Regions from separate parts of the Homo sapiens genome. Here region 2 is linked to region 1. The links are chromatin loops, found by intact Hi-C in ENCODE. Cell type or tissue: transverse colon. All regions are shown on one strand.

Region 1 (5,000 bases):
TTTCCCAGAAACTAAAAGCCCCCAAGATGGGGCTCTGAAAGTGGATGGCTATGCTCCCATGCCTCCCTGACTCTCTGTGCAGCCCAGCCAGCAGGGGCAGACCGCCCCAGGCAGAGGGCCTGCTTCAAATACCCTCAAGGCCTACCCACACCAAGGATGCAGATTGGCTTCTCCAGGCACTGCCCACTTGCTCAACCTCAGCCCTGCGAAGCATTTCACCAACTCCCCTGGTGGCAGGGAGTCACCTGCCCATCCTAGTTGTATGTGCCCAAGAGGCCTTGTCCCCAAGCCTCCACATCCTAGCTAGACAGCCCTAAACAAGTCACTTACCCTCTCTGAGCCTCAGTGACCTCATCTGCTAAAGAAAGATTATGGAGATTTCTGCCCACCAGCAAGCGAGTCATCAGTTCTGCAGCAGATGCCAGCTGGGTGTCCCCTAATTCAATTCACTTCAAACACCATCCACCTGGAGATAGCATCAGATCCCACAGGGTGAGGATTCAGTCCCCTAACTCTGAGCCCCACTTCTGATGCCCACCGCAAACCCCAGGTTATTCTGCCTGTGCTTCTGACCGTTCGTCTATGAATCGGGGTTCCCACAACCCCCTGCTTGGGTCTGATTAATTTGCCCGAGCGGCTCACAGAACTCTTGGAAAAATGTTTACTGGTTTATAACAAAAGATATTTTAAAGGATACAAATAAACATCCAGATGAAGAGAGGCACAGGGCGAGGTCCGGAAGGGGTGCTCCCATGCCCTCTCTTGGAGTGCCACCTTCCAAGTGCCTCCAAACGTTCAGCTGTCTGGAGGCTCCCGGAACCCAGATTTGTTGCGTTTTTATGGCGATGTCATTATGTAGTCATGATTGATTAAAACATTGGCCATTGGTGATCAACTCAACCTTCAGCCCTTCTCCCCACCCACCCCCAGATGGGGGAGGTGGGGCTGGAAGCCCCAACCCTCTAATCCTTGGTCTTTCTGGTGACCAGCCCACATCCTGAAGTGTCCTAGGAGCAGCCAGCCAGCAATCAACTCATTAGCATACAAAAAGAAACTTATCACTTTGGAGAGTCCAAGGATTTTAGGAGTCCTATGCCAGGAAATGGGATGGGAGGAGGGGGAAACAAATATGTATTTCACCATATCTCAAGGGTAATAAAACATGCCTTGGGCAGTCTGGAGACATGGTGAGCTCAGAGGGTGAGGCACTTCCTGGAAGCCCAGTGAACATATTTGTGCCCCTCTTCTGGAAACTGCAAAACCCCCCAGAAGGTGAGAGGCAAATTCACTGAGCGCAGTGAAAGTCAGCTCCACTCTTGCATTGGGAGGAGGGGAGGGGCTACAGAAAATGGGAGTAGGGGTGCTCAGAATAAAACTGTCCCTGTCACAGTGGCTGCTCAGCTGGTCTGTGGCCTCTGCTGGGGCCAGCGCTGGACCTGCCCTGCCTTCTCCCCACATATTTGCTAAGCATCTTCAGCCTCCTGCAACACAGGGTCACGTGGCACGATTTCACCCACACACGTACATGCCGCCTGAGTTACAGACCCCCTGTACTCCATTTTCTCACTGACCCTACGGAAGGTCTTGGAGTTCCCATTATTTGAACCAATAAACTGAGACTAGGAGAGGCAAGGCAGCTTCACCCACATCCCACCATGCAAAGCAATTCAAGCACTGAAACTAGGTCTAAGAGGTCTGGATTATTTTCACCTTCCAGCGCGTGCAAAGGAACCCAAAGCAAAAGTCTCCGGCAAGAAAGGGGTCTTTGGGAGCCACCAAGTTTCTGAACAGGGGAGTGGTGTGATTAGGTGGGCCACAGAAAACTGCACTGAGGACCTTGAGCCTGAGGACAGCAAGACTGGCAAAAAGGCCATCGTAGAAGTACAGGCAACTGGGAGTGCGGAGGCGAGTGTGGGGTCAGTGCTGCTATGCCAGATCACCACGGGTCTCCGTGTCAGCCTGTGTGTGGCCTCAGAGGTGGGCAGAGGAGCAACAGAGGAGGAGTGGGTTGGGATGTGGAGGGGATTTAGACGGTGCTCACGGCCTTCCACACTGACTGCCAGCTTTCATTCTTCCAACACGCCCTGCAGTGGGCCCACCTCCCCAGACAGGAGCAGCGGGAGGCTCAGAGGCAGGCGTGACTCCCCCAGTGAGAGGCAAGCCCCCAAGGCCGCCGCGGGACTGTGCCCGCTCCCCATCACACACCAGGCTCCTGTGCCCACCACTTTTTTCTAGGCTGATTCCCCATGCCAGCTTGATGAACAATCTAATAAAGGGGGCAATCACATTATTCCTGAATGCATTTTAATAAAAATCAAATAAAAGCAATTATGTGAATTTCCAAGAGGATCACCTCTTCTCCTTTCCCTGAGGTAGGAAACGGAATGAATTCAGGAAATCATTAAAATCAGAAACCCGAGCTGTGTGCCACTGCCGCGCTGGCGGCTGCTACACAAAGGCAGCAGGGAAACCCAGTCCCTGGCGGCAGCACGGGTGCATTTCTTAGCTCTTTGAGTGGAAATTCCACCTATGGGTGAAGAAGGGTAATTAAGGGCCAGGAGAGATGCTTTGAATGCAGGCTGCCTTTGCCCCTCCAGTGCAAACTTCCCAGCTTCAAAGGGGACTCAGACTCCCTGAGTGAGAGCTCTCCAACCTGGCTGCTGGGGGCCTGGCGGGGAGGGCAGGGGCAGGGCTCGGGAGAGGGTCCCCAAATGAGTGCAGCTCTCCCCTGTATGGGGGAAGTGCACCTCTCAGCCTGACTGGAGGCCAGAACGCTGGGTGTGAGTGCACAAGGGACCCACTGAGAGTTGGTAGGTACCTGTTCCTCCCTCCAGCATCCCCAAAAGGGACACAAGCCTTGTGATTTGCAAGGCCCTTCTGATGTCTCATTGGTTATTCTGTCCTCCATGTGACCCTGGGATTGATGTGCTCATTTGGGGCTGAGGCTGTTGCAGCCAGAGGCAGCCAGGGACATGCCCAAGGCCAACCAGCTGGTGAGGCAATGTCAGGACTGGAATTTGGGTTCGAAATCCTGGGGCCACGAGGCAGGCCCAAATCCTGTGGGTCCAGGTGTTCTGGACACAACTTGGCTTGGCCACACATTCTTGCTTACAAGAATAAGCACTGACCACCCCAACTGCCATTTCCTGGGCCCTGATCCGAGACAATGCCTCCCTCTCCAAACATCATGAAGTATGTTCATCTTTTCGGTACAGGTTAGGGACTAAGATTCAGCAGGATGAAGCCTCCTGCCCACAGCCCACAGCTAGAAGTGAGGAATCCTGGATTCTGCCCTGGGCTGTCACAGTGTCCATAGCCAAAGATTCTAATGGCCATGCCATAATGCCATCCTCTTCCCAGAAAGGGGCCTTCACTCAGGGTCTTCCAGGTTGCATTTGGGTGCCAGGCAAGGAAAGACAGGGATCCTCCAGCCCCTATATTCACGCTGGCCGAAACTCCATGTCATCCTGCCACCTTAAGGGTGGGCCAATAGTGGCCCAGAAGGGAGCACCTGATCATGCCTCAGATCATCCTCCTCAGCCACCAGGGTCCTAATTCTCAGACTCGGGGGGCGGGGGGCGGGGAGGGCAAGAAGAGACAGGAAAGTGGGCAGCCTGAGTTAAAGGAACAAACTGGGTCTGGGAGGGAGAGGGCCAGCACTCGCCATGGGCATCCTTAGGCAACTCCCATCACCTCTCTGGGCATGTGTGCATGTGTGTGTATGTGTGTATGTGTGCATGCGTGTGTGTGGTATGTGTGTTGGGGGAGGGGTGGCCCGGTCCCCAGTTCAGACATGGGGTAGTGCTGTCCTACACGGTCCAGTCTAACTCAGGTCAGAGCTTCCCTTAATTCCTCCTGCTGCTAACAGCTGTGATGCCCTCCTACAGGATGCCCAGGGAAATGCCCCCCAAAAAGTGTGGTTTCCAGTAGGGGAAAGGAGGGTGCAGGAGAGGATTCTGGGTGGGCCCTGTCAATGCCAGTTTTCTCTTGAAGTAGGGGTTTCTGGCACTTAGGATGGAGAATTGAGCACCGGACTGCTGGTCTCATTGTCCGTCCCCTCTGTTGACTCAACAGGTGCCCCTCTCAGGCATCAGGACCTCAAAGTCCTCCTCTGGGAAGTAGAGGCGGGGGTGCCTGGCCTTGGGGGCTCCTGTGCAGGGGGACCAGGACAGAAAGACACTGTGTGAGTGCTCAGTCATTCCTGTCCCCTAGGGGCCAGCTGCCCTGCGCACTGCTCTGCCCCAACCCCTCAGGTCTTGCACACAGCAGGCACTCCATAAATGTGCACTGTGAGATGTTCAGAGAGAACACAGGCCTGTCCAGGAGGGGGGTTAAAAGCAGGAAAAGGCAGTGGCCCTGCATGCTTCGCAAGACCTATAGCCTTGGCACCCCGTGTATGCACACGTGTGTGTAAACACGTGTATGAACGTGAGCACTCCTGCAACCACGCCCACCTTTGGGCACACCCACTGGCCTGATCATGTGCCTGAACAGCAGACAGGTAAACAGCAGGCACAAGCCCCAGGCAGTCTCCCCACAGACTTGCCTCCAAATCCCCAGTCCACACAGAACTTGGAGCAAACTGGCTAGGACCCTGGAGGTCCAGGCCCATGGGGTTTCACAGGGATGCCCATCTGCTGTCACCTGCATGCCGATTCTATCTTGGTCACTCTGGGAGCTTCTCCTCCAGGTCTGACACCCAGCTGTGCCTGGGATCCAGGATCAAGGCTGTTCTTCCTGCCCTGGGATAAGGGCTGATAGAAGGATGCCCAAAACTCTGTCAGGGGAGAAGAGGACAGATCCAGCTCTGCTGGGGGAGAGGGGCAAGGGGTCACAGGGAAGGCATCTCCAGAACGAAACCTTGGAGTTGGACCTGGAAGAAGGAACTGGGTTCCCACAACAGTCTAGCGAAGGGAATTCCAGGTGGAGGAATGGCTTACGCAAATGCAAGGCAGCATGCCATGTTCAGAGAATGCCCAGCTGCCGGAAGGCCCCCACCC
Region 2 (5,000 bases), 1.1 Mb after region 1:
GGCCCCAGGGACTAGTATTTTAAGAACAGAGCTTTAGAAACACTGGTATGATGAAATAGCATGGAATTCAGAATCAGGATACCTGGCTTCTAAGTCCGGTTTCACTGTATGAAACTTCATTACATACTTCATTAAAGGTACTTCATTAAAGTACTTCATTAAAGGCAATGGAGGATGGTGAGAAGAACACAGACTCTGAAGCCAGACTACCCAGGTTCACATCCTAGTCCTGCTCCCCACCAGCAACGCGATCTTGACAGTTTACGAGACCTTTCTGCACCTCAGTTTTCCCCATCTGTAAAATGGGGATATTAACAGTTTAATACCAAGTTTGTTCCCATTATATCATGTAACATATCATGACATCCTGTTTCTCCAAAACAAAATAAGAAAGAGAGGACCCTGGGCTATTTGATAATGCCCAGGATGAGAACTGTGGGGACTGAAGGGGGAAGGAGGGGGGTAGGAGAGAAACACGGAACTGGGGAGGGTCAGGGCAGTGTGACAGGTGGAGGATGGGAGTGGGGAGCACACTGGCATGGCTGTGTTGGATTTTCCAGCCTCCCAATAGAGAAAGCACCAACAGGAAATTGGCGCTGTTTTCTTTCCATCCCCTCCACGTGCCTGGGTGTATGGGGGCCTGCTCCACTCCAAGAGTAGAGGGGACAGCGAAGGCAAGACTGATGGTGGAGGGAGGCCACCGGGCAGGGAGATATGAAAGACCCTCGGAGAGTAAACCTGCCTGGGAGAGGGACCCGCAGAGGCAGGGCCTCAGCCTGCATGAAGCTCCAACCCTGCGGGCACCAGAGCCTGTCCTCAGAATTTTCACTGAGGTGTGGCATGGATGGGGCCATCTTCTCTCCTCCTGCCTGCCTCTCCAGACCAGGTGCTGAGAAGGGGGATGGGGGCAAGTGAGGAGGAACTCACTTTCCATACAACGCAGACCGAGAGCACACAGCGTCACACGCAGATCTCTCCGTCACGCTCCTCCATGGCAGGCTTCCCTGGAAGCCAGGCCACTCCTCTTTGTGGGCAGAGTCACCTCTGAGGCCTGCCCACACCAAACAGGCTCACATAAGAGCCAATGCTCAGTCAAATGCTGAGTCCAATTCAGAATTTCTGAGGAGTGGAAAGTGGGCAGCAGAGGAAGAAAGTGACAGAGACACAGTGCTAATATCTGGCTGCCTCGCAGGCCAGCACGTGATGGGCACTCAGGTCCTGGAGGACGCTGAGGTTCTTGCAACAGACACAGTGGCAGTGACAGAAAAAGCCCCCCACCCAAGTCCTGACTCCAAAGTGTGGCCAGGACCTGCTATAGTTTGAATACTTCTGTCTCCCCAAAATTCATTTATTGAAATCCCAACTCCCAGTGTGATGACATTTGGAGGCGGGGCCTCTGGAAGGTTATGAGGTTGGAGTCCTCATGAATGGGATTCATGGCCTTATAAAAGAGATCCCAGAGGGCCCAACCCTTTCCACCATGTGGGGACACAGGGAGAAGGTGCTATCCTATTTGTGAACCAGAAAGTGGGCCCTCACCAGACACTGAGTCTGCTGGCACCTTCATCTTCAACTTCCAGCCTCCAGAACTGTGAGCAATGTACTTCTGTTGTTTATAAGCCACCCGGTCTATGATATTTTATTACAGCAGCTTGAACGGATTTAGACGGAACCTAAGGATGCACGCGCATGTGCGCGCGTGCACACACACACACACACACACACACTCTCTCTCTCTCTCACACACTCCCAAAAAGGGAAACAGTGGGTTGTGTTTATAAGTGCAGGTGGCAGGGGCGGGGAGGAGACACAGGTCTCTGTCTTTGTTTACCCACTTCCGCAAGGGGAAGCCACCGCCAGTTACACCACCTGAGCAGAGGGAGCTTCTGCCAGGGCCCGCCTAGGAGGGACCAGCAAAACAATGGTAGTGAGCTGATGTCAATTGGGCACAAGTCCCAGGGTGGCTGAGGCTTCCCTGTCAATCCCACCCCTCTTAGCTGTCAGGTCACTCCAGTTACTGCAAAGTCCAACCCAGCTTCTCCCAGATCTCCTGGGCCCACAGGGATGTGCCACACCCCAAGTCCTGTGGTAGTTACTATCTACAAGACAACCCTTGCAGCAGCTCTGCCGGAAGGAAGCAGAAACTTCTCTAAACCCTTCCCTCATTTTGCAGTGGGAGGTAAAGGGAAGCTCTGCAGCTCCAAGACACTGGGCCTGAGCCTCACTGACATTGGCTTTCACAATGTCTACCCCTAGATTCTTGGCAGGCTTCTACCACCCCCAATTACTCTCTCTCACACACTCTAAACCAGCTCCCCCATCTTTTCACGGCCCACACTCCCCCGTCAAGGGCCCCAAACATCACAGGACAGTCACAAGGGACTTCTCAATTCTGCTGCATGAGTTTTACCGCAGCCCACACAGCTCTGATATCATCTTCTAACACTGCTGCTAGGCCACTGGGATGGTACACAGGGTTTGGAGTCCAGTGACAATGATTCCATTCTAGCTCTACCTCTTGTTAGCTGTGTGACCCTGGATATATAGATTGACCACTCTGAGCCTTTCTCCTCACCTGTGAAAAGAGGAAAAATGCATCCATCTCATTACACAGCTGTGAGAATGTAGTATTCTCACATATATATATATATATATATATATATATATAGCACTACAACAGGTATTAGCACACAGCAGGTGCTCAGTTAATTTTAACTTAGTCCCTAGGAGGCATTAGCCTGGAGCCAAGGTCTGGTTCCTAACGCAACTGCTTGCTGTGTGACCCCCCTGGGCAACTTAACCTCTCCGAACCTCCATTCTATCTGCAAAGACCTGATGTACCCCACCTACCTTGGATTACTATGAGGACTAAAAGTAAAAAGAACAGGAACGCGCTTTGTAAAGCAGGACACAGTTATCTTCACTCTGTGACCAACACGCCTAGTGGCCAAAGAAGCCAGGCTCTGACATTTCGAGAGGGAGAAAAGGGTCACAGATCCTGGGCACACACTAAACTCAGGTGTCAGGCTCCCGCCAGGGGACCAGCCCAGCCCACACAGTGAGGGGAGTGTCCAGCCAACCCTTAGGGTCCCGGGGCCTCAGGAAAATGCTGGTAAGGGGAGGGGTAGAGGGAGGGCTTTTCAGAGCCTGAAACTCAGCTACCATCAGCTTCTCTGATTAGGTCCCTCAAAGACATCCCCGGTACCTGTGAATGCGTTACTTTAGGTGGCAAAAGGGACTGTCCTGAGGTGATTAGGGTTACCCGCCATGAAATGGGGAGACTAGCCTAGATTATCCGGGTGGGCCCAATCCAGTGAGAAGCGTCCTTCAAAGCAGAGAGCCTTTGTTGCTGGGTTAAGGATGAAAAGGAAGAATAAGAAGGACAGAGTCCAAGCATGAGAGGGATTCCACCCATGGAGGAAAAGGGCCAAGTGCCACGGAACTCAAATGGCCTCTAAAGCTGGAAAGGGCAAGGAAGCATTCACCTCTAGGGCCACCAGACAAAGACACAACCCTGCCAACACCTTCATTTTAGCACCATGAGATCCAAAAGACCCTGAGATAAAACTGTAAAGATAAAAAAACCATGTGGTAAAATAGTGCAGCCACTATGGAAAACAGTATGGAGATTCCTCAAAAAATTAAACATAGAACTACCATACGATCCAGCAATCTCACTCCTGGGCATACAGGCCGAGTACCTCTCATTCAAAATGTGTGGGATCAGCAATGTTTCAGACATTGTGGTCTTCAGACCAGATGACTTCAGATTTTGGAATACTGGCATCATACTTACCATTGTGTATCCAAAATCCAAAAATCCAAAATCCAAAATGCTTCAATGAGCACTTCCTTTGAGCGTCATGTTGGAGCTCACAAAGTTTCGGACTTTGGAACATTTCAGATTTGGGATACTCAACCTATATACCTAAAGGAAATGAAAGCAGGGACTCCAACAGACATTTGTATACCCATGTTCATAGCAGCCTCATTCACAGTAGTCAAAAGGTGGAAACAACTCAAGTGCCCATTGATGGATGAATGGATAAACAAAACAAGATCTCCACATAAAAAGAGAATATCATTCAGCCTCAAAACAGAAGAAAACTGACATATGCTACAATGTGGATAAATCTTCAACACATTATGCTAAATGAAACAAGCCAGGCACAAAAGAACAAATACTTCTGATTCCACCTATATGAAGTCTCCAAAGGAGTCAAATTCCTAAGGACAGAAAGTAGACTGCTGTTGGCCAGGGCTCAGGTAAGAGGGAATGGGGAGTTTACATTTCCTGAGTACAGAGTCAGTTTGGGAAGATGAGAACCTTCTGGAGATGCATCGTAATGACTGTTGCACAACGAAGTGAATGTATTTAACACCACTGAACTGCACACCTAACAGTGGGTAAAATGGTAAATTTTACGTTGTGTATATTTTTACCACAAAAAGAGTTGCATGGTTTTAAGCCACAAGTTTGTGGTAATTTGTTACAGCAGTAATTGAAAACTAATTATTGAAAACTATTTGAGGTGATGGATATATTAACTAGTTTGCTTTATTTCACATTGTATTCATAGATTATAACATCACTTTGTACTCCATAAATTTACATAATTATAAATGTTAATTTACAATAAATTTTTTTTTTTTTTTTTTTGAGACGGAGTCTCGCTCTTTTGCCCAGGCCGGACTGCAGTAGCCCTATCTTGGCTCACTGCAAGCTCCACCTCCTGAGTTCATGCCGTTCTCCCGCCTCAGCCTCCTGAGTAGCTGGGATCACAGGCGCCCGCCACCGCGCCCAGCTAGTTTTTTGTATTTTTAGTAGAGACAGGGTTTCACCATGTCAGCCAAGATGGTCTCGATCTCCTGACCTCGTGATCCGCCTGCCTTGGCCTCCCAAAGTGCTGGGGTTACAGGCGTGAGCCACCACGCCTGGCCAAAAAATTTTTAAAGAAAACTATTGGCCAGGCACGGTGGCTCACGCCTGTAACCCCAGC

The links. Peaks named below come from ENCODE experiments on the same cell type or tissue, not always from the same donor. Only the 100,000 strongest peaks of a DNase experiment are listed, where the experiment ranks them.
Region 2: a loop joins it to region 1, with 26 times the contacts of the local background. A loop is called at or near these places in 2 of 110 quality-filtered maps.

Annotation. Positions count from the first base shown.
Region 1 is chr10:79,049,952-79,054,951 of GRCh38, forward strand. ZMIZ1-AS1 (ZMIZ1 antisense RNA 1) reads right to left here. Exons shown (of 10, transcript NR_024431.2): 4 at 4,645-4,777. Among named protein-coding and RNA genes, the nearest start is that of ZMIZ1-AS1, 15 kb to the right of the region's middle. RefSeq lists an enhancer at 4,445-4,944. In transverse colon, a CTCF peak has its summit at 2,516; DNase peaks (open chromatin) are centred at 1,180, 4,440 and 4,990; H3K27ac peaks cover 807 bases.
Region 2 is chr10:80,185,844-80,190,843 of GRCh38, forward strand. All of the region lies in intron 1 of ANXA11 (annexin A11), which reads right to left. Among named protein-coding and RNA genes, the nearest start is that of ANXA11, 17 kb to the right of the region's middle. RefSeq lists enhancers at 301-801, 2,442-2,541. In transverse colon, no CTCF peak of the experiment used is centred here; DNase peaks (open chromatin) are centred at 1,448, 1,948 and 2,398; H3K4me3 peaks cover 537 bases; H3K27ac peaks cover 4,342 bases.